Regions from separate parts of the Homo sapiens genome. Here region 1 is linked to region 2. Evidence: read pairs that join two places in POLR2A ChIA-PET (ENCODE). Cell type or tissue: HepG2. All regions are shown on one strand. Links, peaks and the distances in the headings refer to the core of each region. The heading gives the core; the rest is flanking DNA.

Region 1 (16,052 bases), core at 5,156-13,155, 240 kb after region 2:
AGTACATAATGTTTTGTAGCCTGCTTCTTTTTTTTTTTCACTGAAGCAAGTGGGGGTCAGAGTGATCAAACAAAATTCTACGGTTTAATAACTTTCACTCTAAAATATGGTCTTAATAGAGATGGCTTAGAACAAGCAAAAAGACGTCAGGGAGCTTTTGGTTTCTGTTTAGAACTCTATAGTCTCCAGATAGAGTTAGCGAAAATCAAATGGATGCAGGGCTGCCATGGGCCACTGGCAGCCCAGCTGGAGGAGTTGGAATCACTGCACTAGGCCCGAGGCTATAGCAGGGTCCTGGCCAGTCTTAGGCCAAGATAATGCCCAGGCTGAGGAGCATACGAAGGCCTCGACGAAAACCCAAAGAGCCCCGGCACCCCAGGAGAAGCCAGACCAGCTCTCAGTGAAGACAGAGGGTAGGAGCTACTGTCCAACTCCAGCGTCAGCCACTGGATGGTCCCGCCCATGTTTATCATCTGCTTCTTCTCAGATATGATCTGCCACTACATGTTCATCCTGGTACAGAGCGACAAGAAGCTCACCCAGGAGCAAGTATCTGACAGTTAAGTCCTAATTTGAAGCAGAGCCTTCAGTGAAAATGGAAATTACATTCCCAAAAAGTCTTTTTCTTGACATGAGAATATTACATCAACAACCCAGAGGATAAAAATATCACCACTTCCTCCCACTATGCTCTCAGGCATGATGAAAGGAAATATAACAAACGTCATCCCTATGATTCTTACTTGTGAATGGATCAACATTGACATACTCAGGCATTGTTGCAACCAAGGTCCTATTTCCACTGACCCTCTGTTTTTTGTTGTTGTTGTTTGTTTGTTTGTTTGTTTTGAGACGGAGTCTCACTCTGTTGCCCAGGCTGGAATGCAGTAGCACAATCTCGGCTCACTGCAACCTCTGCCTCCCAAGTTCAAGCGATTCTCCTGCCTCAGCCTCCCAGGTAGCTGGGACTACAGGTGCCTGCCACCATGCCCAGCTAATTTTTGTGTTTTTAGTAGAGACAAGGTTTCACCACGTTGGCCAGGCTGGTCTCGAACTCCTGACCTCAGGTGATTCACCCGCCTCGGCCTCCTAAAGTGCTGGGATTACAGGCATGAGCCACTGCACCCGGCCGACCCTCTGGTTTTAAGCCTATGCTGCAGCAAGTTATCAAACTACTCACATTAGATCCACCCTGAATGAGCTCTGCATCCTGGTATTTCCTCAACGTATTTGGGCTTCAGAGAATTTACTGTGATTCTAGGCCAAGATAATGGCAACTGACCAATAAGAAATGAGGCAGGAGCAGATGACCAGAGCAGCCATGGCCATGCCCACAGAAACCAGCAAAGCTTCCAAGACAAAGTAGAAAGTTCTGGAGCTGATGGGTCACCAGTGGACACCAGATGATGTCAAAGAGCTCATGGGCAAAGGCCTTCACTTTGAAGTTATGTTCAAAAAGGAGTTACAAGACCAAGTGCCATGGCTCACGCCTGTAATCCCAACACTTTGGGAGGCTGAAGAGGGCGGATCACTTGAGGCCAGGAGTTTGAGACCAGCCTGGCCAACGTGGTGAAACCCTGTCTCTACTAAAAGTACAAAAATTAGCTGGGTATGCTGGCGCTCACCTGTAATCCCAACTATTCGGGAAAACCACTTGAACCCGGGAGGCGAAGTTTTCAGTGAGCCACAATCGCACCACTGCACTCCAGCCTGGGCAATACAGTGAAGCTCTGTCACAAAAAAAATTTTTAAAAAAGCCTCTATTTTTTGAAGACCAAGTAGTAAAAATTAGCTCTGCCAGAACTTGGAGTAGTCCTTAACCTGCTAACTTGTGTTTGAGCTAGAGACTCTCAGAATTTAAAAAAAAAAAAAAAAAAAGGATAGCTAGGCACAGTGGCTCACACCTGTATTCCCAACACTTTGGGAGGCCAAGGCAGGAAGATTGCTTGAGGCCAGGAATTCAAGACCAACCTGGGCAACCAAGCAAGACCTTGTTCTCCACAAAAAAAATTTTAAAAATTAAAAAATTATCCAGGCATGGTGGCCTGTAGTCCTGGCTACTCAGGAAGCTGAATTAGGAGGATCATCCAGAAGCCAAGGAATTCGAGGCATGGCGCCACTGCACTGCAGCCTGGGCAACGGAGACCCTGTCACTAAAAAAATTAAAAATACATAAATATTAAAAAGTAAAAAATAATAATTTAAAAAGAAAGATATATGAGCCGCTGAGCATGCAGCAAGGATCATTCTTATCTGAGCCAGGTTTCCCTTTATGCCTGAAACTAGAAAAAATGCAGTGTGTGTGCTGGATGATTTACAGGGAAAGAGCCATTTAAAAAATGTTTTACATTTTCCTTCTGGTGACTCTAGAAATGAGAGGCAGAGAAAGGGGAAAACTTAAGCTAGCCAAAATATAAACATTTACCAAAAATTCAATCTTTGAAAAAGCATTATTATTTTCTGAAAGATTTCATGTAAACAAAGAAAGAAAAAGCATTATTAATTATAACTAATTATTATATGCAGTCTGACTTTTAATCACAGTAAGCTCCTATTTTGAGATCCAAGCACCCTGCATTTTTATATTTAATTGTTAGTATTTTTATAACTTTCTTTACAAAAGTAATAATTTTCATTACCAAAAATTTAGAAACTATAGATAAGCAAAATGAATCTCCCTGTATTGTTCATTCTGAGCCTACAGGATGACATGAAGAGCAAATACGTGAAAACTTCATTCACACAAACTCTTTTCAGACAGATTATCCAGGGCCAGGAAAAGTAGCAAACCTTCTATATATTTTAATACTATCCAGGGAAAATTAGTGACCCTGACATACTGCCAGATCTATTTCCCATCTAGGGAACTTTCAGGATCATCAAAGACAGGTTAAGTAATGGGAAGTTCTTGATCTAGAGTTGAGAATATTATCAAACCCACTGAAAAAAAATGAGTTTCTATACTGTATATGTCCAGTCAGTTGAACTAAAAACCCCAGATATTCTAGATAAGAGTTTACATAACTTTTTAAGAAGGCAGAGAGATCAACTGCTGGCAGACATCTAGGTGAGGGTTGCACAGGAATTTTTCTGTCTGGAATAAATGTCCAGGGAAGTGGCAGGGTACCATTTCTGTATCAACAGGTAGATGAAATTTGCATAATGAGCACTGTAATCAAGAAGAAATGACTCTTGACTACAAATTAAACCATCTCGCTTTCTCTTTAAGAAATAAATCAAAGAGAAGTAAGGACAGTCGTGGTGGCTCACGCCTATAATCCCAGCACTTTGGGAGGCTGAGGCGGGCGGATCACGAGGTCAGGAGACCGAGACCATCCTGGCCAACATGGTGAAACCCTGTCTGTACTAAAAATACAAAAAATTAGCTGGATGTGGTGGCATGTGCCTGTAAGTCCCAGCTACTCAGGAGGCTGAGGCAGGAAAATCACTTGAACGCGGGAGGCGGAGGTTGCAGTGAGCTGAGATTGTGCCACTGCACTCCAGCCTGGGCAACAGAGCAAGACTCCATCTCAAAAAAAAAAAAAAAAAAGAGAGAAGTAAAACTGGGAAATCAGAATAATATCTGTGGACTGATTAATGTCAATATCCTGGTTGTGATACCATACTAAAGTCTTGCAAAATGTTACAAATGAGAGAAGAGTACAAAGGATCTCTATCATTTCTTACAACTACATATGAATCTACAATTATCTCAATAAAAATTTCCATTAAAAAATCAAATGAAGGCCAGGCACGGCGGCGCAGGCCTGTAATCCCAGCAGTTTGGGAGGCCAAGGTGGAAGGATCGCTTGAGCCTGGGAGTTCATGACCATCCTGGACAACATAGTGAGACACTATCTCTTTAAAAAAAAAAAAATCAAATGAGATCCCCTAATATATACTAAAGAGAAATGTGTAATAGATATATGTATTTACACACACACACACACACACACACGCAACACACACGGCCATAGCAGCATTATTCATTACAGTCCCAAACTGGAAACAGCCCAAACATCTACAGCAGAGTATGTACAAAATGAGATATAATCATACAATGGAATCCTAATCTGCAATGAAAAAGAACGAACCACTGCCACATACACAACACATGAGAATGCAACATGTTGAACTGAAGAAACCAGACACAAAAGAATATATACTGTGAAATTTCCATTTATAAAAAGTTCAAACACAGGCAAAATGAATCTATGCTGTTATGGTAATACAGTGGGTACCTCTGGGGATGAGGAAGAACCAGATGGTGGTTATACAAGTGTGTTCACTTACTACAGTGACATCTTATGGCTAAATCTCAAAAATATAGGCAGTATGTAAAGTAAATTCATAGAAACACAAAGTAGAATGTGATTGCCAGGCACTGGGGAAGGAAAAAAAGGGAATTTGTTTAATGAGTATAGTCTCATTTTTGTAAGATGTAAAAGTTCTAGAGATCTGATTCACAACAATATTCAATATTCAATATTTAAAACAATTGAATTGTACACTTAAAAATGTTTAAGATGGGCCAGGTGCAGTGGCTGAGGCCTATAATCCCAGGACTTTGGGAAGCTGAGGCAGGAGGATCACTAGAGGCCAGGGGTTGGAGACCAGCCTGGGCAACACAGCAAGACCCCGATCTATATTAAAAACAAACTAAAAAAATTGGCCAGGTGTGGTGGTGCACATCTGTAGTCCCAGCTACTTGGGAGGCTGAGGCAGAAAGATTGCTTGAGCCCAGGAGTTCAAGGCTACAATGAGCTACAATCACACCACTGCACTCGAGCCTGAGTGACAGAGCAAGACCCTGTCTTTAAAACAAACAAATGTTTAAGATGGTAGATTTTGGCTCACACCTGTAATCCCAGCACTTTGGGAGGCTGAGGCAGGTGGATCACTTGAGGTTGGGAATTTGACCCTAGCCTGGCCAACATGGTGAAACTTTATCTCTACTGAAAATACAAAAATTAGCTGGGTGTGGTGGCCCGCTCCTATAATTCCAGCTACTCAGGAGGCTGAGGCAGGAAAATCACTTGAACCTAGGAGGTGGAGGTTACAGTGAGCAGAGTTCATGCCACTGCACTCCAGCCTAGGTGACAGAGTGAGACTGTCTCAAAAAAAAGATGGTAGATTTCATGCTGTTTTTATCATAATATAAACTTTTAAGTAAAATACAATTAAAAAAAGAAACAGGCCGGGCGTGGTGGCTCACAACTGTAATCCCAGCACTTTGGGAGGCCAACGTGGGCGGATCATGAGGTCAGGAGTTCCAGACCATCCTGGCCAACATAGTGAAACATCATCTTTACTAAAAATACCAAAATTAGCTGGGCCTGATGGCGGGCACCTGTAGTCCCAGCTATTCGGGAGGCTGAGGCAGTCGAATCGCTTGAACCCAGGAGGCGGAGGTTGCAGTGAGCCAAGATCGAGCTCCCATTTGATTTTTCACAAGGATGCCAAGTCTATTCAGTGGAGGAAAGAACAGTCTTTTCAACAAATGATGCTGGGAAACTGGATTTCCACATGCAAAGGAAAGGTTGAACCCCTACCCCACACCATATTACAAAAATTAACTCAACAACCTAATATAAAATATCAACAACCTAAATATAAAAGCTAAAATCATAAAACTCTTAGAGAAAACATAAGGGTAAATGTTCATGACCTTGAGATTGACAATGGATTCTTAGATATGATACCAAAAGCATGGGCAACAACAAAAAAAAACAGATAAATTGGACTCCATCAGAATAAAAACTTTTGAGCATCAAAGGACATCAAGAGTAAAAAGACAATCTACCAAATGTGAGAAAATATTTGCAAATCATATATCTGATCAAGAATTAATATCCAGAATATATAAAGAACTGTAACCTAACAATAAAGACACTCCAATTTAAAAGTGGGCAAAGAGCTCTCTCGCTCTCTCTCCTTCTCACATTCAAATTTACAAAAAGGCAAAGAACTCTAGTAGACATTTCTTCAAAGTAAATACACAAATGACCAATAAGAAGATGAAAAGATGTGCAATATCAGTAGTCATTCAGGAAATGAATTCTGTCAGAAAGGGACTCCCCACACCAAAAAAAAAAGAAATGAAAATCAAACCATAACGAGACACCACTTTACACCTGCTAGGATGGCTACAATTAAAAAAAAAAAATCGAAAAATGGGATCTTTGTACATTGCTGGTGGGAATATAAAATAGTGCAGCTGCTGTGGGAAACAGTTTGGAGGTTCCTCAAAAAGCCAAACATAGAATTTCCATATGACCCAACAATTCCACTGTTAGATATGTCCAAATGAATTAAAAACAGATTCACACAGATACTTGTACACCAATGTTCACTGCAGCATTGTCCACAACAGCCAAATGGTAGACAACCCATGCCTATAAACAGATGAATAGATACACAAAATGTGGTATATACATAAAATATTATTCAGCCTTAAAAATGAATGAAATTCTGATACATACTACAACATGAATGAACCTTGAAGACATTATGCTAAGTAAAATAAGCCAGATACAACTGGACAAATATTGTTGATTCCATTTATATTCTAGAGTAGTCAAATTGATAAAAACAAAAAATAGAACTGTGATTACCAGAGGCTGGGAAGAGGGGGAAATAGGGAGTTATTTAATAAGTACAGAGTTTCAGTTTGGAGTAATGAAAAATTCTGGAGATAGATGGTACTGATGATTGCACAGCAACATGAATGTACTTAATGCCATTGAACTGTATGCTTAACAATTAATAAAATGGTAAATAAAAATAAAACAAAACACATTATGCTAAGTGAAAGAAGCCAAATACAAAATGACAAATATTATTTGATTCCATTTATATGGGGTACCTAGAACAGGCAAATTCAATAGAGACAGAAAGTAGATGAGAGGTTAGCTTGAGTTTGGGGAGAGGAATACGGAGTTATGGCTTGATGGTTAGAGTTTCTGTTTGGAGTGGTAACGAAAAAGTTTTGGAAATAGATGGTGGTGATGACTGCATAACAGTGTAAACGTAATTAACGCCACTGAATTATACAACTAAAAATGGTTAAAATGGCAAATTTTGTTATCTATATTTCACCACAATAAAAGAAAGAGTAAAGTTAGGTTTATATATCTATAATTAATATAAACTAAAAATGTGCTTTTGTCTGAATCCTAACAAAACAAGATAGAAGTGTATTGGGGGGGTTATGCTCAGTAGTCTAGATTAGTTGTCTGTACTATTCAAATCTACTAGACACTCAAAAATTCCTCCCTACTTTTTATTAAGTAAACCTAGTAAGACAGTAGATATTTCCCATTTTTTTCTAGGATTTGCTTTGTATTTAAACCTCTTGTGAATTTGCAAAAAAACATTCTTCCAACCTGAATAGCCTTTGTACTTTAACACTAATGGACTCTTTGTCTACTTAATATTAATATTATGTACGCAGTTACACAATATTACAAATGAAATGTTTCAAATAAACTATACTGCAACCGAAATTATAAACTGCCAAAAAAGATGAAACAATGATTGTGATCTATTCATTTCTGTCTAAATCAAGCAATAATAATCAAGTGAAATACTTTACAGCTACAAAGGAAATTGTGTAATGTCCTCTTGTGAAAAATTTTATCCAGTTCAACTGTCCAAAGAATATGTGATAGTAGGGGAAATCTACTGACTTTTCCTTAAGTTCATTTACTTTACTAAGTATTTTTGGAGAGCAGACAGAAAATCTATGTTTCAACAAAGAAGAGGACAAATTCCTTATGGAAAATAATACTTCCAGATTACTAATTCTATGGAAATAGGGGACTGATGGGCAGAATAGAGGAGAATGTGAAGAATGGCAGTTACAGAATAAAAATCTTGTTGGAAAAAAAATTACACAAATTATCTGTAGGTGGAAATTCCATAGTGATGTAATAAAAATATAACAATGGAGATATACTAGAGATCACCTGACATGGAAAATGAAATCCAGAAACATTAAGATTGAGGAAGTGCAAAATTAGGCCTAGTGATGAAAAGGGGGTCCTCTAGCCAAACACATTACCTCATCAAAATAAAACATGGAGGTTAAAATTTTAGAGAAGACAAAAACTACTTCCTAAAAAACAGTCTGCAGGGCAGAGAAAGATAACAGACCTGGGGGGTGAACAGGAGGAAACGGTGCAGGTCTATAGGTATTTGCATTTGGGTTAGAATGAGCCTGATAAGAAAAGGCTGTCACCTAAGAGAGGCAAACCAGCTGGCTGCCAGGAATGGTGTAACCTTGGCAGGGTCTGAAGTTCAGGTCTGCAGATCCAAACATAACTTGACATCCTTATCCCCCCAGACGGGGTCCCACTGCACTGATTCTCACAATGCCATATGTACCTTCATGATATTTATGTATCACAATTGCAATTATTTATTTAATATCTTTCTTCTCCATCAGACTAGATAAACTCCATCGGGAACAGAGACCACGCCTGTCCCATTCATGGCTGTTTTAGAACACAGCATGGTGCCTGGAACATAATGGGAGCTGGGAGTGAGCACACACACTGCTCACAAGCGCGAACACACATGTGAGTGCATGCCATGCCCCCGGGCAAAATGAATAAATAAATGAAAGTAGATTCCTTGATCAGGTCACCTCACCTGGGCAGTGATAGAGGTTAAATTCTGCCTCATCTTATTTCTCACCTTCCCTAGAACTAACCACTTGGAACCACTCTTGGCAGAGAGCATTCTTTCTATAAAATTATAATGTTAGGCCAGGCACAGTGGCTCGCTTCTGTAATCCCAGCATTTGGGAGGCTGAGCCAGGAGGATCACCTGAGGTCAGGAGTTTGAGACCAGCCTGACCAACATGGGGAAACCCTGTCTCTATTAAAAACACAAAAAATTAGCCAGGTGTGGTGGCGGGTACCTGTAATCCCAGGTACTCGGGAGGCTGAGGCAGAAGAATTGCTTGAACCCGGGAGGCAGAGGTTGTAATGAGCTGAGACCGCGCCACTGCACTCCAGCCTGGGAGACACAGTGAGAGTCCGTCTCAAAAACAAATAAATTAATTAATTAAATTTAATTATAATGTTAATTCCACTGGACAGGCAACAATCAACTTTCTTTTGACCAGCCTTGGAGAAGTACAGTAGGAATTATTAGTCAAATGCCAAAGCTTTCAAGAAATACCCTGGGATTGTACCAAATAGAGCCTGCATTCTCAGGCAAGGCCACTCTATACCTCACACAAGAATTACTTGGGCACAGATCTTCCCTGCAAATCCAAGTCATCTAATTTACCTTTCAATCCTTCAAAGCACTTGCCACTTGGTACTCAAAAGATGCTGCAGGAAACAATGCAATTTTGTATTAAATGCAATTTTGTATTAAAAACAAAAATAATCACTAACACTTATTGAGCTCTTTAAGCCAGGTAGTATGCCATAATAAGTCTATATATGCATTATTTAAATTACTTGTCACAACCACAACTACCCTGTGAAGTATGTGCTATTATCTCCATTTTACAGAGGGAAAAGGGCCTTTACAGAGCTTATTTCCACAAGGTTCCACAACTATTAAGTGGTAAAGTAGAAAGCTCAACCAGACACTTGGACCCCAAAGCTAATACCCAGCCACTAGAAAAAAATGCTTTCAAGTCAAAAATAACAAACAACCCAATTTTACAAAGGGCAAGACCAGATACTTCATAAAAAGGCATATATAAATGGCCAATAAGCCCATGGAAAGATACAACATCATTAGTCATCAGGAAAATGCAAGTTAAAACCACAATTATATACCATTACACACCCATTACAATGATTTTTTTTTTTTTTTTTTTGAGATGAAGTCTTGCTCTGTCACCCAGGTTGGAGTGCAGTGGCGCGATCTCAGCTCACTGCAACCTCCACCTCCCGGGTTCAAGCGATTCTCCTGCCTCAGCCTCCCAAGTAGCTGGGACTACAGGCACCTGCCACCACACGTGGCTAACTTTGTATTTTTAGAAGAGATGGGGTTTCACTATGTTGGCCAGGCTGGTCTCGATCTGCTGACCTCGTGATCTGCCCACCTCAGCCTCCCAAAGGGCTGGGATTACAGGCGTGAGCCACAGCACCTGGCCAACCACACACCCATTAGAATGGTTAAAAGTAAAATAACTGACAAATACAATGTATCAATGAAGATGTGAAGAAACTGGAAAACCTACATTGTGGTGGGAGTATAAAATTATATAAACACTTTGGAAAATGCTCTGGCAGTTGCTTAAAAAGTTAAACAGACATATAACCTAGTAATCTCACTCCTAGCAATTTTACTACTAGGTATTTGCCCAGGAGGAATAAAATCATATGTCCACACAAAGATTTGTACATGACAGTTCCTAGCAGTTTTATTCATAACAGCCCCAAACTGGAGACAACCCAAATGTCAATCAACAAGTGAATGGATAAACAAATTTTGGTATGTTCACACAATGAAATCATAAGTTACAAATCACTGATAACACAGAAAAAATAGATGAATCTCACAGATATACTGAGCAAAAGAAGCTAGACAGAAGAGTACGTACTATAGTGTTAGAAATAAAATGAGTGTGTATGGGGACAACACTGGTAGAAATGTTCTACAGTTATGTGCCACATAATATGGTCAACAATGGACCATATATATGATGGTGGTCCCATAAGATTATAATACCATATTTTTATTGCACCTTTTCTATGTTTAGATGCACAAATACTTGTTACTGTGTCACAACTGCCTACAGGTTTGTACAGGTTTATAGCCTAGGAACAAGAGACTATACCGTACAGCTAAGGTGTGTAGCAGGCTATACTACCTAGGTTTGTGTAAATATACTCTATGATGTTTGTGAAGGGGTAAAATCAACTAATGATGCAGTTCTCAGAATGCACCCTCATTGTGAAGTGACCCATGACCGTATATTGATTGTGATGGTGATTATACAGATGAGACATTTGTCAAAACTCACTGAACTCTACATTCAAAATCTGTACATTTTATTGTCCCTACATTTGATTTCAATTAAGTTGATTTAGAGAAAAAAATGTGACAGCAAAATATTGAAAAACCCAAATGTTTATCAATAGGATACTGCTTAAATAATGATCCATATAATAAATCCTATGCAGCTGTGGTGAAGGAGGAGGAGGGATGCCAGTTATTGCTATGGAAAGATCCCTGAGATACACAGTTAAGTGAAAAAGGCAAGACACAGATGAGTGTGCATAGTATGTTATCTTTTGTGTAAAAAAAGAGAAACTACATTCACTTTGGCTTGTACAGGCAAAAAGAAACTAGAGGGATACACAAACAATGGGAGTTAACTTTAGGAGGCAGTGAAACTGGGCAGAGGGGAAGGTGGCTTTTTACTATATACCTGTTTGACCTACTTAAAAAATGAAAAAAATTACCTAGGTTCCAGGAAAGGGGTATCTGTTCTAACTTCCCTATACCACATTCCCAATCCTTCCAAATTATATTTAAAATGTGAACAAAGCTATAAAACAGACCTAATTCCATACTCTGCAGCCATGAAAAACATTGAGGCAGATCCTAGGGTACGGTTAAGAGTACAGGCCACAGGCCGGGCATGGTGGCTCAGGCCTGTAATCCCAGCACTTTGGGAGGCTGAGGCAGGCGGATCACCTGAGGTCAGTAGTTTGAGACCAGCCCGGCCAACACGGCAAAACCCCGTCTCTATTAAAACTACAAAAATTAGCCAGATGTGGTGGCAGGTGCCTGTAATCCCAGCTACTCAGGAGGCTGAGGCAGGGAGAATCGCTTGAACCCGGGAGGTGGAAGTTGCAGTGGGCTGAGATCGCGCCATTGCACTCCAGCCTGGGTGATAGAACGAGACTCTGTCTCAAAAAAAAAAGGAGTACAGGCTATAGGGTCACAGTGCTTGATTTCAAATCTCACCTGTGCCACCTAACTTTATGACTCTGTGAAAGTTACTCCTCTGCTCCTGTTTTCTCACCTCTAAAACAGGTTGTTGGGAGGCTTAAAAGAGAAATTACATGTAAAGCACTTAGAATAATAAGCACTCAATAAATACTATGACGACTACGAGGGCAAATCAACTAATAGAATACTATGACTCTATTTCTGTATATATTTGTACATATTTGTATATATAAGTATATACATGTTTGCACATATAAGTATATGCACGGAAGATGTAGTATTCAAACAAATTATTGGGATTGAAAGAGTTTAGCCTACCCTAACTTAAATGTGTTCAGAACATTTACGTTAGCCTACAGTTGGGCAAAATCATCTAACATGAAGCCTATCTTACAATAAAGTGCTGACTATTTCATGTAATTTATTGAATACCATACTGAAAGTGAAAAACAGAATGCTTGTATGAGTACTCACATATCACTTTCACACCATGGTAAAGTCAAAAAATTTTAAGTCAAGCCCTAGTAAGTCAGGGACTGTCTGTAAATTGCTTCAATGTCATCCCTCATCTTCAAACATGTCAGTGGTTTTCTATTACCTTTTGGATCAAATCCAAACTACCTACCAGACCTTGCATGTCCTGGGTCCCGCCTAGCTCTCTGGCCATTCTTGTCCTTCATTCACTATAGACACAGCTTCTTTCAGTCCCACTAATGTGCCAAACTCTTGCTTGACTTCAAATGCTGCTGGAATGCTCTTTTCTGTATTCTTTCCAAATCAGGTTCATGACCATCAGCTCAATTAAATGTTATCTTCTCACAGAGGCTTTCCCAGATCACTCTTATTAAATTAAATCTTTCCTGATTTTTCTTTCTCAACTCATTTGTTTTCTTCATAAAAGTGCCATAATTTAAAATTATTTCATCTGTCTGTTTTTGTTTTGACTCCTCTAGAATGGTAGCTTCAAGAAGGCAGTATCATGGGATATTTTCGTTTTGTTTGTTTGGAGACAGGGTCTCGCTGTCACCCAGGCTGGAGTGCAGTAGTGCTATCTCGGCTCACTGCAGCCTCGATGTCCTGGCCTCAAGCCCTTCTCCCACCCCTGCCTCCTGAGGAGCTGGGACTACAGGCTCATGCCACCATGCTCGTCTAATTTTCGTATTTTTTGTAGAGATGGGGTTTTGCCATGTTGCCTAGGCTGGTCTCAAACTCCTGAGCTCAAGTGATCTGTCCACCTTGGCTTCCCAAAGTGCTGGGATTACAGGCGTGAGCCACTGCACCCAGCTTTGTTTTGTTTTTAAGACAGAATCTCACTCTGTCGCCCAGGCTGGGGTTCCATGTTTATGTTTATTTTTATACACCACCAGGGCCTACTACTATATAGAACTTAACAAATATTTGTTGGGTTAATAAAATGTTATCCCATTTATGAGATGGTTCCTAAAGTAATATTCTCATTTATGGTGACAGTTTCTAAAAACACATATAGGCCGGTGCCGTGGCTCACACCTGTAATCCCAGCACTTTGGGAGGCCAAGGTGGGCAGATCACTTGAGGTCAGGAGTTCGAGACCAGCCTACCTAACATGGTGAAACCCCATCTCATAAAAACTAGCCAGGTGTGGTGGGAGGGACCTGTAGTGCCAGCTACTCCAGAGGCTGAGGCAGGAAAATCGCTTGAACCCAGGAGGCAGAGGTTGCAGTGAGCCAAGGTAATGCTACTGCACTCCAGCCTGGGCGACAAAACAAGACTCCATCTCAAAATAAATAAATAAATAAATACACATATAAAGCTTTAAAATAGGGCTGGGCATGGTGGCTCACACCTGTAATCCCAGCACTTTGGGAGGCCGAGGCGGGTGAATCACCGGAGGTCAGGAGTTCAAGCCCAGCCTGGCCAACATGGCAAAACCCCATCTCTACTAAAATAGAAAAATTAGCCGGGCATGGTGGCATTCACCTGTAATCCCAGCTACTCAGGAGGCTGAAGCAGGAGAATCACTTGAACCTGGGAGGCAGAGGTTGCAGTGAGCTGAGACCATGCCATTGCACTGCAGCCTGGGCGACAAGAGTGAAACTCTGTCTCAAAAAAAAAAAAAAAAAGTTTTAAAATATCACAATGTTATTTCAAGTTACTCTTTTGACAAATGACTATTTATACACAAGTCAATGGCTTCCAAATTTTCACTTGTAATACCCAGTAAGGAAATAATTTTACACTGCAATCCAATAAACACCATATACATGAGATATTATAGGCCAGGCACAGTGGCTCATGCCTGTAATCCCAACATTTTGGGAGGCCAAGGCGGAAGGATCACTTGAGCCCGGAGTTTGAGGCCAGCCTGGGCAACATGATGAAACCCCATCTCTACAAAAAAAATACCAAAAAAATTAGCAGGGTGTGGTAGTACATACCTGTAGTCCCAGCTACCTGGGAGGCTGAGGCGGAGGATTGTTTGAGCCCAGGAGGCAGAGGCTGCAGTGAGCCAAGATGGCACCACTGCACTCAAGCCTGGACAACAGAGCCAGACTGTCTCCAAAAAAAAGAAAAAAAAATACATTATATATAACTGAACAAAGTTTCACAAAATTTTACCCTTGATAAGAGAGATGCACTTTGATATTTTCTATCAATGTCATAAGATATTACAATCATTTTTATGTGATTTTTCTAAACTACTAAATGGTGGAAAGATAATGACATGTACTACTTTCATTCATGATTTCAACAACTCATGAATGCACTGATTCAAACAATGCAAAATTAATCTGCCAGGGAAAGACAATTCAATTATATTACTAATTCTAAACTACCACATTCAAACTCCAGTATCATACTCTAACCAGTCATTAATCAAAAAAATGGTAAGCTACAGACACAGGACACTTAAGATTAGGAACCTCTTGCTAAAGGAGGGGCCCCAAAGTGACATCAGATTGGAAAGAGAAGGATGAATACCAATGTAAATCTTCCCTCTCTCATCTAATAGCAACCCAACTCTTGAAGACTCATAAGCCAAAAACTTTGGTGTTATCCTTGACTCATTTTTCTTTCATTCCCCAAATCTGGCGCATCATTAAATCCTATTGGCTCTTCCATCACAACACATCCAAAATCTGACACTTGTTCTGGTACAACCCACTATCTCTTGCCTAATTACTAAAACAGCCTCCTAACTGGTCTCCTCAATTCTGCCCTTGTCCTCTTAAGAAGGCAAAGCCAGCTGGACTTCCTGGGTGGAGTGGGGACTTGGCAAACTTTTGTGTCTAGCTAGAGGATTGTAAATGCACCAATCAGTATGCTGTAAAAATGCACCAATCAGCACTCTGTGTCTAGCTAAAGGATTGTAAATGCACCAATCAGCACTCTGTAAAAATGGACCAATCGGCACTCTGTAAAATGGACCAATCAGCAGGATGTGGGCGGGGACAAATAAGGGAATAAAAGCTGGCCACCCCAGCCAGCAGCATCAACCTGCTCTGGTCCCTTTCCACACTGTGGAAACTTTGTTCTTTCACTCTTCACAATAAATCTTGCTGCTACTCACTCTTTGGGTCTGTGCCACCTTTAAGAGCTATAACACTCACCGCGAAGGTCTATGGCTTCATTCTTCAAGTCAGAGAGACCAAAAACCCACCGGAAGGAACCAACTCCAGACACACTCTTCCTTCAGTCTTTCACAACAATGTAGTCAGAACGATCCTATTACGCCATTAAGTCACATCATGTCACTCTTCTGCTCCAATGATTTCCCATCTCAGAATAAAAGCCAAAGTCCTTCCTAAAACCTGTGAAGTTGTACATGATTTGTCCTCCCCTGATCATTCTGATCTCATGTGCAACTATTCAACCACTGTGGCCTCCCTGACTGTTCCTCAAACATACCAGACATCCTCCCATCTCAAGGCCTTTGAACTTGTTTCCTCTGCCAGGAATGCTCTATGCTCTTCCTACAGATACCCTCATGGCTAGCTCCTTTACTTTGCTCCTGGCCTTTACTTAGTCATCTTCATAAAGTTATCTCGGCACCATCGCTAAAATTTCAAACCCTCCTCCTCACACCACATAAATATTCCACAGTCCTCTTCCCTGTATTATTTTTCTTTTTTTTTTCATTTGTG
Region 2 (16,655 bases), core at 3,966-11,965:
AAAGTCTCACTCTGTTTCCCAGGCTAGAGTATAGTGGTGTGATCTTGGCTCACTGCAACCTCCACCTCCCGGGTTCAAGAGATTCTCCTGTCTCAGCCTCCCACGTAGCTGGGTAAACAGGTGCCCACCACCACGCCTGGCTAATTTTTGTATTTTTAGTAGAGAGGGGTTTCACCATGTTGGCCAGGCTGGTTTTGAATTCCTGGCCTTAAGTGATTCGCCCACCTCGGCCTCCCAATGTGCTAGGATTACAGGTGTGAGCCACCATGCCAGGCCTTCAAGGGGTATTTTAACAGTGCTGTACTGTGGCATACCTTTTGTAACAAATTAGTAGAAAATAATGTTGCAAAATTCAGATACGATTAAGAATAAAATATGAGGCTGGGAGTGGTGGCTCACGCCTGTAATCCCAGCACTTTGGGAGGCCGAGGCGGGCAGATCACCTGAGGTCAGGAGTTTGAGACCAGCCTGGCCAACATGGCAAAACCCTGTCTCTACTAACAAAAATTAGCCATGTATGGTGGTGCATGCCTGTAGTGCCAGCTACTCATGAGAGGCTGAGGTAGGAAAATCGCTTGAACCTGGGAGGCAGAGGTTGCAATGACCCAGGATCACGCTACTGCACCCCAGCCTGGGCAACACAAGACTCCATCTCAAAAAGAAAAGAAAAGAAAAGAGAATAGTGAATAGAAAAATTAAGTGACAGAAAGCAATTAACTTAAATTAGTTGTTATTCTGTCCTAGCTACTGTTTTCTTCACTTTTTGATGCCAGGGCTTTCTTTCTTTGCCCCATTCTTTACCTTCTACCTCACTGGATCTTGAACTATATGGAAATAACATACTAATAAACTACAGATAGAGAAGAACTGCTAATTCTGAAGTATGCTTGAGACTGGACTGAACTGAACCAATGGTAAACATGGCAGAAGCCAAGCCTAGGTCAATGGAGCATGCAAAGAGTTTCCATTTCCAAAATGTTCTCCCCATTTCTGCCAAAAGGAGGCTTTTTGCTTTTTTCAGGCATCTAAATGAATGCAGGCAAATAACTTGTGAGACACTTCATAAATAGGTATCTTCTAAACTTTGAACATTTTAGGGTCGGACGTGGTGGCTCATGCCTGTAATCCCAGCACTTTGGGAGGCCGAGGCAGGTGGATCACAAGGTCAGGAATTTGAGACCAGCCTGGCTAACATGGTGAAACCTCGTCTCTACTGAAAAAACAAAAATTAGCTGGGCGTGGTGGTGTACACCCGTAGTCCCAGCTACTCGGGAGGCTGAGGCAGGAGAATAGCTTGAACCCAGGAGGTGGAGGTTGCAGTGAGCCAAGATCGCGCCATTGCACTCCAGCCTGGGCGACACAGCGAGACTCCGTCTCCCACTCACATGCAAAAAAAAAAAATTTAGTTCCTCTCATTTCTAAAATATCAGGTTTTTGTTTTGTTTTCTGTCTTTGAGACAGTCTCGCTCTATCGCCCAGGCTGGAGTGCAATGGCACAATCTCAGCTCACTGCAACCTGTACCTCCCAGGTTCAGGCAATTCTCCTTCCTCAGCCTCCCCAGTAGCTGGGATTACAAGCACCCATCACCACACCCAGCTAATTTTTTTTTTGTATTTTTAGTAGAGACAAGGTTTCAACATGTTGGCCAGCCTCATCTCAAACCCCTGACCTCAGGTGATCCACCCGCCTCGGCCTCCCAAAGTGCTGAGATTACAGGTGTGCATCACCGCACCCAGCCTAAAATATCGTTTTAACCCAACCAAAGTTTTATTTAAAATATTTATCAGGTATTATGGGGCAATATAGAAAGAAAAAAATATTTATTCACCATCAGTCTTTGGGATTTTTTATTTTATCACCTGTCACTCTAGTTTATCTCTTCTCTCTCTCAAAATGTACCCTATAAACCAGCCAAACTAAACTATTAGCAATTTCCCAAAGTTGTCACTTTCAGGTTTCTGCACATAAGCGGTAGTCAATGCATGGAAATTCTTATGGAGGAGTAACCTGTCAGATAGCTTCAGAGAATCTGACTTCAGAGCATTGCTGCCTTTTATTATTATAGCATAAGGTAGAAATGATTCCTTAATATAAGAGTAAAAGCAGTATCTGGCGGCTGTCCTCTTAGAAAATAATGTCATTTCCAAAAGAAACTAACATCAATTCATCTTAGTGAGCAACTTTCTTTTTGGTTGGCTAGTCATCTTCATATTCTTTCAAAAAACTGGAAATTAATTATTTGTTTTAGTTCTGAATTTTTCATTTTGACATACCTGGGTCTGGAGTGTAAGTGAATGGTTGAACATCATGAGATCTTCCAGCATTTGTCACTACATATATTCCCACTGACACAGGCAAAGTTATATGTTGGTCATGATAGGGAGGAACCTTCACAATAAGATGATTCTAATGTAAAGAAAAGCACAAGAGTTGGAAAAGAAGCAATACTTAAATTTAAAAATTTTAAATGAAGTATATTTCCTGTTAGCTGTAAAGTTTAAAAAGTGATTAAAAAAAAAAGAATGCATTTTAAAGCTCAGGTTCACAGGCATCAGGATATTAATCTTAACACTGCTTTTAAGGTAAAATCCAAGTGTTTTATAATGGCTTACAAGGTCAAGATCCCTGCCCTGTCAACTTCATCTCATTCCTGCTCTTCTAGCTCACTACACTGTAGCCACACTGACCTCGGTCCCTTCTTTTAACATACTAAACTCAGTTTTACCTCAGATTCTCTATACTTGTTATTCTCTTCAATTGCAATATTATTCCTTCACCTCCTCAAATGGTGAGTTCCTAACCCATTATCAGGTCAGATACAAATGTCACCTCAAAGAAGCCTTCCCTGATCATCCTATTTAAAGCAAAACCCTTCCCCAACCTTATAACATAATCTTGTTTATTTCCATAACAGCACTTATCCTCACCCCTGCAAATTACCCTATTTGCTTGTTTTTTGGTCTTTCTCCAAACATAAGAATGTAAGCTCCATGAGGATCTAGGCTGTTTTGTTCTTCACTCTGTCTCACTTGTAAAGAATAGTACCTTACATAAGGTACATATTGAATAAAAGAATGAATAAATTATTAGAAAAAAAATATGCCCACCAAGGGCAAAGTCAGTTACCATACATTCTGTACAACCTCAATGTGAGATGTATTTCACAATGCAGTTCGCTACTCCTAACAACATAATTCTCATTTTAAGTCAAATTGGGTTCAGTTTATCCACATCTCAGTAAACCAAAGATGTTTTTAGTTGGAACAGTGGCAGAAGCATCCTTATAAGAGAAAGGCAGAGTTCATAAAAGTTTCACCAGTACTTACTCAAGGGTACTATATCTTCTTAGAGGGTAATATGAGCCATATTTGACTTTTTTTTCTTCTTCCCTAGTAGATTATTATAATGGTAGGGGATATCACAGGGTAGTGATTATGCTTTTTCACTAATGATCTGATTTGCAGGAGGCCGAAGCTGACAGCTGAGGGTGACGTGAGTTTGATGACATTTAAAATTTAGTTAGACTACATAGTTCGTTGACTCAGTTGAATAGAAAATATGGGACAAATGAGATCAAGGTCAAGGTTTCCATTTCTGAGAATTTAATTTGTTTCTGAGCCATCTTAAAACACTCTCTGAAATACAGTCACATTATAAATAAAGAACTAGGCCAGGCATGGTGGCTTACGCCTGTAATCCCAACACTTTGGGAGGCCGAGGTGGGCAGATCACCTGAGGTCAGGAGCTTGAGAACAGCCTGGTTAACATGGTGAAACCCTGTTTCTACTAAAAATACAAAAAATTAGCCAGCCCTGGTGGCACATGCCTGTAATCCCAGCTACTCAGGAGGCTGAGGCAGAAGAATCGCTTGAACCCGGGGGGCGGAGGTTGAGGTGAGCCAAGAGCGCGTCATTGCACTCCAGCCTGGGCAACAAGAGCGTAACTCTGTCTCCAAAACAAAAAAAACAAAAAAACAAAAAACTAGCTTCTAATTTACGGCATTAACAGAATGCCTCCTAAGTTGGCCATCTCAAAAAAACCACATTCTTTTCAACTAGGTGGAAAAACATGTACAAATATGCATACATCCACAGTTATAAGGCAGGAGCTAAATCTGAACACATACAAGGTCATAAAAAACGCACTGGTATTGATCTAACTTCTAAGAAACAGAGTTACTGAATCTTGTCTACCTCATTTTTACTCTGTTGTTTAAACACTACAACTATGTCACAGAAACAGTCTATCTAGAGTTAAGGAGATGGTTGAATGAACAGCTTGTGAGAGCTCTCACTCTTAAAATTGTTTGGCAAACTCCATAATTCAAACTATTCTTTTGAATAAAAACTTGTTTCTTGGCAATTAGTAACAGGACTAGTGTCTACAAATCAGATGCATATTTTATCAAAATACTTTTACTCTACTTGCTTTGGAGAGCACATTTAAGTAAAACTAATTTTGAAACCTTTTAAAAACCAAATGAACCTATTTTGCTACTAATTCTTCAAACTTCCTCAATCTGAATCTAGAAATTCTACAACTGATCTGAATTAAAAATTAGGTAAACTGTCACTAGTGATCAAAAGCTATTTTTAATACCCTCTCATAAATTAGAAACAATTAACTATCACTGAGCTAGGGATACAGTACATACAAAACATACAAAGGGTTGGGAGGCTTTGGGAGCAGGTATAATGCTCTTTGGGATAAAAAGAGGAAAACAATTGAATTTTAACTTCTTAGAAAAATCTGCTTAGATTCAAATAACTTTTTCCCTAGCAGATAATCTTTTTCAGAGTGTACCAGCAATGGTGCTAGATATCTTTCACTCTTCTATGAGATACTTTTTATTTTGTCACATTAATTTTACAGTTGGGAATATATATAATCAGAATACCTACATAATTAGAATATCTACAATTAGACTTGACCAAAGACCCATTACAAAATTACTCTTAGAACTGATTTGAAAAACATAACTCTAAGCTTTCAAGTCTTTGTTTAGTCTAGTTCTTCCCACAAATTCTTCTGAGGATCTTTTTTTTGTACTTCTTTCAAGAATTTTCTTTCCACATTTATACCATCTTCCCCTGAGCTATCCTTTTATGTATATTTGTATATATAGATTGAATATCCCTTTATATATATTTTTAATAGGTAATTAATGTTATATATAACTCATCTACAGTTGTTAAAAGGGAATAGACATAATGAATGATCATGTACCCATCATATTTGGTATACATGAGCATGAGGTATACTATGGACCAGAAGACCAGAAAACAATTGAACAAAGAATTGTTTTTCCAGACTTCATTAGTCTCAATATTTATAATACCGTATTACTTTTTTTTTTTTTTTTTTTTTGAGACAGTTTCACTCTTGTTGCCCAGGCTGGAGTGCAATGGCGTGATCTCAGCTCACTGCAACCTCCGCCTCCTGGGTTCAAGTGATTTTCTTGCCTCAGCCTCCTAAGTAGCTGGGATTACAGGCATATGCCACCACACCCAGCAAATTTTTGTATTTTTAGTAGAGATGGGGTTTTGCCATATTGTCTAGGCTGGTCGCGAACTCCTGACCTCAGGTGATTCACCTGCCTCGGCCTCCCAAACTGCTGGGATTATAGGCATGAGCCACACGCCTGGCAATATTTATAATATGATAGAAAAAGTGTAATACCTGATGAATTGATTTTGGGTTTGCAACTGAACAGCTATTACAATCTTTCACAACTGCAATTTGTGAAATTATCTTTAAATGGTCTTTTCTACTATACCATCTGCTGGGTATTTTTAAATATTGTAGAGATTCCCTTTCAACTTTTTTTGTGTAGGCCTAATATTTCTTTACTGATCACATCCAAAGTGTGTTGTCTTTTTTTTTTGTTTGAGACAGGGTCTCACTGTCACCCACGTGGAAGTGCAGTGGCGGAATCAGGGCTCACTGCAGCCTCAACTTCCTGGGCTCAAGTGATTCTCTGACCTCAGCCTCCCAAGTAGCTGGAACTATATGCATGTGCCACCATGACTGGCTATATTTTAAATTTTTTGTAGAGATGGGATCTCACTATGTTGCCCAGGCTGGTCTTAAACTCCCAGCTTCAAGCAATCCTCCTGCCTCTACCTCCCAAAGTGCTGGGATTATAGGTATGAGTCACTATGCCCAGTCTCAACACATTTTCTTCCCCCTAAAGGTTTGCTTTGTGGGTTTTCTTCCTTTATATAATCTCTAGAATCAATTCTCTAGGATCTCAGCTCTGATTCCACTCAAAGAAAAGGCTTCCAAGAAAACCCCTTTAGAAAAAAAATAAAATAAAACCTCTCTCTGAAAAAGATAAAAATGAACAAAACCACAGAATTAATGACAGATTATATTATGATTTAGTTTGTTTACATACTTGCTTGCAAAAACCCCAGGACCTCTAGATATAGTCACCAAATAAGGATATAATTCCTTTCCATTCCACCACGTGTCTTATTTTTATGATTATTATTCTTTAACCTACTGTAGCTGGCATAACTGCCCTGAAAAAAAGTGTTTTAAAAATATAACTACCCCATGCCTCAAAAGGCAAGAGAGAGAGAGAGAAAGAAAAATGGAGGTAGGGAGGGAGGATAACTTATGAATATAAAGTTCTATACAAAATAGCAAGTTAATACTACAATTTGTTGGGGCTATGTCATTGATATTTTGTATAATTTATAAGGCAAGTCTCTCAATCTCCAGAAATAGTCTCCTTATCTATCAATCTTTATCATAAGAATAACAATCATAATAGAGCATTACAAGCAAGGGAGTCTACATTAATCTAACTAATTTGTCAAGAAACAAAACATGTTCATAGCATACAAAAGTACTGCATGAATAAATTAAGTTTCAGTTAGGATTACAACTCTAGGTATTTAAAGACCTGGCTGAAATTAGGGTTTGAAGTATCCTCGGAAAGAACAAATGAACCTTACTTAGACCACACAGTCACCCATTTTTTTCTTCAAGGTGAATAAAATGAACTAATAAGTTTTTCTTGTGTATCTATTAAGTGTTTGGTATTACAAGGAACACAGAAGAATTATAATACATTGCCTCTAACCTCCAGGAGTACTCCAGAGGAAGCTATTGTTGGTTCATGGGAGTGGAGATGGTCTGATCAAATAATATAAGAAATAATAAAATGTTAGAGTCAGAGGAGTCTCAAATAATCTAATGAAAGCGCTTATCTTACAGATCAGAAAACTGGAGCACAAAAGTCATTTGTCTTACTTAGTTAACACAGATTGCTAATGACAAAGCAGGTATTAAAACTTCAATTAAGACTAGTCTGACTATAAACCCTAGGAGATATTGCCCAATGGTCTGTGTGACAAAGGAATGTTTGTTAAGTCCCATTATCTCTTTTCCACAACATGTAGTTGCATAAGGCCAGAGGAAAACTTGCCACATAGCATTTGTCTAGATATATAGGAATCTCCACACTATACGATATTGTCTAGGAAATAATTAACTTTACCCAGAGAGAGTTCTGGTCTTTACCTCTGGCTGCTAGGAGGTAATCTCTAGGTTCCTGCAATGTCTTGTGTGACAGTGATATTTACTTGAGAGCTTTGGTCGCTGGATAGTCTAACAATGTGATTTATAACAGAGGCTTTGGAACACACCATATCAATTCTAACCTTGTGGAAGTGAAGACCAAAGGTAGCTGCATGGGCAGTATATAATCAGGTCTGAAATAATAACTCTGGACACCAAAGGCTTGGGTGAGCTTCCCTGCTTGGTAATTCTCTGCATATTGTTATCATCACACATTGCTATGCCAAGATGGTAATGTCTTCCTGAGGATGACAGAAGGTTAGTGCCTGGGACACTCCGAGACCTTGTGTTATGCATCTCTCCCTTTAGCTGATTCTGATTTCTGTCCTTTTGTTGTAAAACTATAGGCACTAGGCCAGGCACAGTGGTTCACACCTGTAATCCCAGCACTTTGGGAGGCCAAGGCGGGCAGATCATGAGGTCAGGAGATGGAGGCCATCCTGGCCAACATGGTGAAACCCCGTCTCTTCTAAAAATACAAAAATTAGCTGGACATGGTGGCACATGCCTGTAGTCCCAGTTACTCAGGAGGCTGAGACAGGAGAATTGCTTGAACCAGGGAGTCAGAGGTTGCAGTGAGCTGAAATCGCGCCACTGTATGCCAGCCTGGCGACAGAGCAAGACTGTCTTAAAAGAACAACAACAACAAAACAAAAACAAACAAACAAAAAAACTACAGGCACTAAGTATAGCACTTCCCAGAGTTCTGTGAATTTTTCTAGGAAGTTATCAAATCCAAGGGGACAGTAGGAAAAATACTGTTTGAGCCACTCGTTCAAAAAAAGAGGGTGGCCTGGGGACCTTTGAACTTGTGTCTGGTGTATGAAGTGGCAACAGTCTTGGCTGTGCCCTGAGCCTTGAGTGTGGCAATATATTGGATATATGTTTTAAATTTTATTAGGTTTTTAAAAATACACAAAGGAATAAAAAATAAATTTTAAAACAACAAGGAAATTATAAACTTTTTGGATAAAGTGGCTATAGATTGTCTAATTTTTGCATCTTCTATTTCTCTACCTTCTGTCATGTGCTCTTTTCTTTCCCCATCAGCTTACACTAAATTTTAGGCTTTGGGTAATTTACACATTAGCTTGTTCCTGTTTCTCTCTTCTCTCTCTGTCTCAGTTCTACACCTGTACATACTACCTCTTCTCCATGTGCCTTCTAACTTGCTTATAAATTTGGCCTTCTGTTAGTCTCAATTTCTAGGGGTTTGGTCCTGTCTGCTCTAAATACGAATTCCTAAGTCAGGTCTTGATCCTTGTTTTCAAGTTTTCATTGTTATTTGGGAAACAATACATGGTGAGGTCCTGCAAATACAGACTAATATCAGTGTGATGAGTGCTTCTAAACACAAGAAGGTTTAACAAATATAAAGTACCTGAAACATAACAGATTCTCAATAAATATTGGTTTCCCTTTTATTTAACTATATAGTGGATTAAGATTATGCAAATCCTCAGAGAAAATAAGTATCAGGAAAGAAAGATTTTGTTTATTAACAATGGAAACATTTGTTAATGATCCTAACTTTTTAAAATAGAGGTGGTCATGTTTACCATTAGGAAAATAATTCTATTTCAGTTAAAGAAACTCAAGAAAGAAACTTTAAATAATTCATATCAATCCCATAGGAAGAAGAAATTTAATCTATTGATTCAGGAAAATTTCAAAACAAAACTGAATTGCTCAGAGAGTAAATAACCAAATTATAAAAAAAGCTTAAATTTTACCTGATGAAATAGTTCCATATCAATTTCAGCTTCTGACTTCCAAGAGTTTTCATCTGATTGAAATAAAAAGTGATTTATTAAATTTTTGAACTATTTTTTTTACTCTGTAGCTATGACTATATCCATATAACAAAGTGAAAACATACAAATATCTGTACCACAAATATGCGTACTTACCAGAAACATTTTCTTGGAAAATAACTTTAGTTCCTTTCAGAAAGTTCTTGCCGATTAAAAACACTTCTTCTTCTCCTTTCACTGAACAGCTATGCAAGCTTTTCTTTAAGATTTCTGGCACTCCTGCTGGCTGAGCTGTGGAGATACATAAGCATTCTATAAGAAGAACCACCAAAACTTATTTCTTACCTAAAATCAACTTGCAATCATCCGGTTCTATGAGTTGTCTTTATTGAAGGAGGAGTAATAAATATTTTTATAGTTACACAATTATCTGGAAAGGCTATAATTCTTGCTCTACTGACAGGCTTGGTCATGTGACTGGTTTGGATAATCAAATATGAACTGAAGTAATGTGCCAAGTCCAAGTGAAAGTTTTGAGAGCCATCACATGGTTTTACCAACTCAGTTGTTGTAAGCCACTGAGTTTTGTTTTGTTGTCTTCTTTTAAATTGTGTGTTATTGCAGTATCATTTAGCCTTCAGCTATTGATACAAACAAGTATCCTGTCTTTGTTAAATACAGGTTGAGCATCCCTAATCCAAAAATCTAAAATCTTTTTTTTTTGAGACTGAGTCTCACTCTGTCGCCCAGGCTAGAATGCAGAGGTGTGATCTCAGCTCACCGCAACCTCTGCCTCCTGGGCTCAAGTGATTCTCCTGCCTCAGCCTCCTCAGTAGCTGAGATTACAGATGCACACTACCACGCCCAGCTAATTTTTGTATTTTTAGTAGAGACGGGGTTTCACCATGTTGGTCAGGCTGGTCTCGAACCTTGTGATCCACCCACCTTGGCCTCCCAAAATGCTGGGATTCAGGCATGAGCCACCATGCCCAGCCAAAAATCTAAAATCTTAAATGCTCCAAAATCCAAAACTTTTTGAGTGCCAATACAATGCTCAAAAATTTACACACCTGGGCTGGGTGCAGTGGTTCACACCTGTAATCCCAGCACTTTGGGAGGCTAAGGTTGAAGGATCACTTGAGCCCAGGAGTTCAAGACCAGCCTGGGCAATAGTGAGACCTTGTCTCTACAAAAAAATCAAAAAAATTAGCTGGGCGTGGTAGTATGCACATGCAATTCCCAGCTACTTAGGAGGCTGGAGTGGGAGGATCACTTAAACCCCAGAGGTTGAGGCTGCAGTGAGTCATGACTGCACCGGTGTTAAGTACTTACGTGTGAAGAAATATAAGAAAAGGATTGCTTATTGGTAGCATATAAATTCAGAGTCGGGTGAAACCCTGTTTCTACTAAAAATACAAAAAATTAGCTGGGCGTGGTGGTGGGTGCTTGTAATCCCAGCTACTTGGGAGGCTGAGGCAGGAGAATCTCTTGAACCTGGGAGGTGGAGGTTGCTGTGAGCCAAGATCGTGCCACTGCACTCCAGCCTGGGTGACACAGCAAGACTTCGTCTCAAAAAAAAATAAAAATAAAAATAAATTCAGAGTCAGGAATGATGGTGATGCCCAACAGGTTATTTACAAAGATTATTTACAAAGGTGGCTGAAACAGTGACACCTTTGCTTTTTGAAACTCTGATGCACAAAATTATTTAAAATATTATGTAAAATTACCTTCAAGCTATGTGTATAGCTGTACATGAAACACAAATGAATTCTGTGTTTACACTTGGGTACCATTCCCATGAAACCTCATTATGTATATGCAAAGAAATTCAAAGTCCAAAGAAATTCAAAACCTGAAACACTTCGGGTCCTAAGCATTTAAGATAAGAGATATTTAACCTGTTTGTATATGATAAATGACATTTTCAACAATGCTGGGGAGTTTAATAGAAATTGTTAATGTATAAACAAATACACTGGCCGGGTGAGGTGGCTCACGCCTGTAATCCCAATACTTTGGGAGACCGAGAGGGGCAGATCACCTGAGGTCAGGAGTTCGAGGAGGTCAGGAGTTCAAGTTGGTCAGCCTGGCCAACATGGTGAAACCCCATCTTTACTAAAAATACAAAAAATTAGCTGGGTGTGCTGGCACATGCTTGTAATCCCAGCTACTCGGGAGGCTGAGGCAGGAGAATCGGTTGAACCCAGGAGGCAGAGGTTGCAGTGACCCGAGATCACGCCACTGCACCCCAGCCTGGTAAACAAAAGTGAAACCTTGTCTAAAAAAAGAAACAAACAAAAAACAAAAAAACAAAAAATAAGTATTGTCTAGAACCTATAGGGTAAATGTGTGAACAGAATGGAAAGGGTTATTGGTCATACACTGACAATGATATACCCTTTTAAATGAAGAATTAACTAAATCAGTTTATTCAAAGGTAACTTTTTGGAGTAACAGGAAATAGATACTTGTTTTTAAAAACATTCCAGAAACATATGGTATATCTTGTTAAAATTACATTAATATATTGTATTACCAAAATGAAACGTAAAGCATATAACCTTTCCCTCCATTTTCAAATACTGTGTGGAAATTCCACTTCACTGATTACTGATAAAACTTTTTCCCATATCTCATTTTTTAAATTTATTTGTTAAAGGCATAAGACAGCCAAATGAGGCCCCAAGGTTTAGAATATATTTATCTTCTACATATTCGTATTTACATTACAGAAAGAACTAGTCGGTTACTTTCTTTTTTTTTTTTTTTTAGTTTCTGCAAAAATGACCTGCTTTATTCACAAGTTATACAGTACAAGTCAGAAAAGAAGTATATTGAATCTTGACATTATACAATTATGCAAAAGAGATCCCACATATTATACAGTTTTGTTACTTAAAATTTACTATTCTTGTAAAGTTTTTTTTTTAAATGTATTATTATTATACTTTTAAGTTTTAGGGTACATGTGCACAATGTGCAGGTTAGTTACATATGTATACATGTGCCATGCTGGTGTGCTGCACCCACTAACTCGTCATCTAGCATTAGGTATATCTCCCAGTGCTATCCCTCCCCCCTCCCCCCACCCCACAACCGTCCCCAGAGTGTGATGTTCCCCTTCCTGTGTCCATGTGTTCTCATTGTTCAATTCCCACCTATGAGTGAGAATATGCAGTGTTTGGTTTTTTGTTCTTGCGATAGTTTACTGAGAGTGATGATTTCCAGTTTCATCCATGTCCCTACAAAGGACATGAACTCATCATTTTTTATGGCTGCATAGTATTCCATGGTGTATATGTGCCACATTTTCTTAATCCAGTCTATCATTGTTGGACATCTGGGTTGGTTCCAAGTCTTTGCTATTGTGAATAGTGCTGCAATAAACATATGTGTGCATGTATCTTTATAGCAGCATGATTTATAGTCCTTTGGGTATATACCCAGTAATGGGATGGCTGGGTCAAATGGTATTTCTAGTTCTAGATCCCTGAGGAATCGCCACACTGACTTCCACAATGGTTGAACTAGTTTACAGTCCCACCAACAGTGTAAAAGTGTTCCTATTTCTCCACATCCTCTCCAGCACCTGCTGTTTCCTGACTTTTTAATGATTGCCATTCTAACTGGTGTGAGATGGTATCTCATTGTGGTTTTGATTTGTATTTCTCTGATGGCCAGTGATGGTGAGCATTTTTTCATGTGTTTTTTTTCCTGCATAAATGTCTTCTTTTGAGAAGTGTCTGTTCATGTCCTTCGCCCACTTGTTGATGGGGTTGTTTGTTTTTTTCTTGTAAATCTGTTTGAGTTCATTGTAGATTCTGGATATTAGCCCTTTGTCAGATGAGTAGGTTGCGAAAATTTTCTCCCATTTTGTAGGTTGCCTGTTCACTCTGATGGTAGTTTCTTTTGCTGTGCAGAAGCTCTTCCGTTTAATTAGATCCCATTTGTCAATTTTGGCTTTGGTTGCCATTGCTTTTGGTGTTTTAGACATGAAGTCCTTGCCCATGCCTATGTCCTGAATGGTAATGCCTAGGTTTTCTTCTAGGGTTTTTATGGTTTTAGGTCTAACGTTTAAGTCTTTAATCCATCTTGAATTGATTTTTGTATAAGGTGTAAGGAAGGGATCCAGTTTCAGCTTTCTACATATGGCTAGCCAGTTTTCCCAGCACCATTTATTAAATAGGGAATCCTTTCCCCATTGCTTGTTTTTCTCAGGTTTGTCAAAGATCAGATAGTTGTAGATATGCGGCATTATTTCTGAGGGCTCTGTTCTGTTCCATTGATCTATATCTCTGTTTTGGTACCAGTACCATGCTGTTTTGGTTACTGTAGCCTTGTAGTATAGTTTGAAGTCAGGTAGTGTGATGCCTCCAGCTTTGTTCTTTTGGCTTAGGATTGACTTGGCGATGCAGGCTCTTTTTTGGTTCCATATGAACTTTAAAGTAGTTTTTTCCAATTCTGTGAAGAAAGTCATTGGTAGCTTGATGGGGATGGCATTGAATCTGTAAATTACCTTGGGCAGTATGGCCATTTTCACGATATTGATTCTTCCTACCCATGAGCATGGAATGTTCTTCCATTTGTTTGTATCCTCTTTTATTTCATTGAGCAGTGGCTTGTAGTTCTCCTTGAAGAGGTCCTTCACATCCCTTGTAAGTTGGATTCCTAGGTATTTTATTCTCTTTGAAGCAATTGTGAATGGGAGTTCACTCATGATTTGGCTCTCTGTTTGTCTGTTGTTGGTGTATAAGAATGCTTGTGATTTTTGTACATTGATTTTGTATCCTGAGACTTTGCTGAAGTTGCTTATCAGCTTAAGGAGATTTTGGGCTGAGACAATGGGGTTTTCTAGATATACAATCATGTCGTCTGCAAACAGGGACAATTTGACTTCCTCTTTTCCTAATTGAATACCCTTTATTTCCTTCTCCTGCCTAATTGCCCTGGCCAGAACTTCCAACACTATGTTGAATAGGAGTGGTGAGAGAGGGCATCCCTGTCTTGTGCCAGTTTTCAAAGGGAATGCTTCCAGTTTTTGCCCATTCAGTATGATATTGGCTGTGGGTTTGTCATAGATTCAAGATAATTTAACTTCTGGCCTTTTAAAAGGTCCTTTCTTTAAAGTTTACGAGATGAGTCCCCAACAGACGCCATACTAAACACAACTAAAGTCAAGATTACTTAAGCATTAACTGTTTTATTTTTAAGTTATTTACTTATTTATCTATTTATTTGAGACGGAGTTTTGTTCTTGTTGCCCAGGCTGGAGTGCAGTGGCGCAGTCTTGGCTAACCGCAACCTCCACCTCCCAGGTTCAAGCAATTCTCTTGCCTCATCCTCCCGAGTAGCTGGGATTACAGGTATGCACCACCAAGCCCGGCTAACTTTGTATTTTTAGCAGAGATGGGTTTTCTCCATGTTGCTCAGGCTGGTCTCAATCTCCTGACCTCAGGTAATGGGCCCACCTTGGCCTCCCAAAGTGCTGGGATTACAGGCGTGAGCCACTGCGCCCGACCAAGTTATTTATAAGCTGACTCTTGAAAGGAATAATGCTTAAAAATTACTTGAAAGGAATAATGCTTAAAAATTAGAACACACAAAAAATCACCTTTTTGGTATTGTAAAAACTGTGTGCTTTTAGATGCTTTTCAACTAGCAGTCTGAAAAATAAAGTTGAGGCCGGGTGCGGTGGCTCACACCTGTAATCCCAGCACCCTGAGAGGCCGAGGCAGGCGGATCACGAGGTCAGGAGATTGAGACCATCCTGGCTAACACGGTGAAACCCCGTCTCTACTAAAAAATACCAAAAATTAGCCAGGCGTGGTAATGGGCACCTGTAGTCCCAGCTACTCGGGAGGCTGAGGCAGGAGAATGGTGTGAACCCCGGAGGTGGAGCTTGCAGTGAGCCGGGATCGCCACTGCACTCCAGCCTGGGTGACAGAGTGAGACTCCGTCTCAAAAAATAAATAAATAAATAAAGTTGAAAAAAATAATGAATATCTGAATACTGAAAAATAAGTAAGCAAATATTTCAACCTGTCAAGAGAATAAAGCTTTGTAATAATGTCTAGTAGAACAACATAGTTAACAGAATATTTTAGAGTATAAAGCCTACATCTGACTATGTAAATTACTAATCCTATCCAAAATTTTAAGAGAGGGATAGTTTGCTTAACAATACCATCCTTTCCCCATAGCTGTGGGATAGGTAGAAATAGGGGAAGTAGAAAATTCTTAAATTCAGAGTCATATTTAATTGAGTAACCATAAGATAAAATCTAATATATATTACATGTAAGAAAGCCATGATTAATTTTGTCCTATTAAAAACTACTACAGAAGGGTAGATATGAAAATTTTTTCTTTTTTCTTTTTTAAGGACAGATCAATAAGACCTCACTCTGTTGCCCAGGCTGGAGTGCAGTGGTGCCACCATAGCTCACTGTATCCTTGAACTCTTGGGCTCAAATAATCCTCCCATCATAGTCTCTCAAGTAGCTGGGTCTACAGGGACATGCCACCACGCCCAGCTAACTTAAAACATTTTTTTTGTGTGTGGAGATGGACTCTTGCTATGTTGTCCAGGCTGGTTTCCAACTCCTGGCTTCAAGCAATCTTCCTACCTCGCCCTCCCAAAGTGCTGGTATTACAGGCGTGTACAACTGCACCTGGCCTTTTTTTTTTTTTTTTTTTTTTTAAAGAGATGGGTTTGAATCCCAGGCTGGATTCAAACTCCTGGGCTCAAGTGATTCTCCTTCCTCAGCCTCCCAAGTAGCTGGGACTACAGGTGCGTGCCACTGCACCTAGCTGAAAATTAATATTCTTAATTTGATATAACATAACAAAATAATATAAACATACATACCAAAACAAAAAACATATACACCTATATTGTCTGGAGAACATGAAAGATGTTAAGAATGTAAAAAGGGATGATCTTCTATCCCCTTAAAAACAAAAAGACAAAGGATCCAATGGCCATTGTTAAACCAATAATTAGAAGTAATTTTTTTAAAGCCACAAGGCACTGCATGAATCCTGATATTAGAAATTCTTTCCACTGAGTATCTATAGAAGGAAGATCAAGTATCTGTTTCCTCTTCTCCCTTCCAACTCTGTCACCTTTTGGCCCCTTTCCTTTTCTACCTCTCTCTCTTCCTGTTTCCTTCTATCTCCCATTCCAATCCCAACTCTTTGCACTAACCAATTTCCTTTTTACCTCTCATTTTACTGCAACTGCTTAAAGCTGCCAAAAAGTTTATATTCACGGAAAGAAATACAAGCCAGAAACTTATAATGGAACAAAC

Evidence for each region. Peaks named below come from ENCODE experiments on the same cell type or tissue, not always from the same donor. Only the 100,000 strongest peaks of a DNase experiment are listed, where the experiment ranks them.
Region 1: POLR2A ChIA-PET joins it to region 2 with 6 read pairs; 5 of 35 experiments call an interaction of 5 or more read pairs at or near these places.

What each region holds. Positions count from the first base shown.
Region 1 is chr16:69,428,652-69,444,703 of GRCh38, reverse strand. The region is part of intron 1 of CYB5B (cytochrome b5 type B); the gene reads right to left. It also overlaps the pseudogene LOC100420066. Among named protein-coding and RNA genes, the nearest start is that of CYB5B, 12 kb to the right of the region's middle. RefSeq lists enhancers at 201-460, 491-570 and silencers at 917-1,199, 8,129-8,178. In HepG2, for the core only: no CTCF peak of the experiment used is centred there; a DNase peak (open chromatin) is centred at 8,273.
Region 2 is chr16:69,662,955-69,679,609 of GRCh38, reverse strand. NFAT5 (nuclear factor of activated T cells 5) reads right to left here. Exons shown (of 15, transcript NM_138713.4): 8 at 9,499-9,633; 9 at 9,322-9,374; 10 at 2,275-2,407. Among named protein-coding and RNA genes, the nearest start is that of SNORD13H, 37 kb to the left of the region's middle. In HepG2, for the core only: no CTCF peak of the experiment used is centred there; a DNase peak (open chromatin) is centred at 7,419.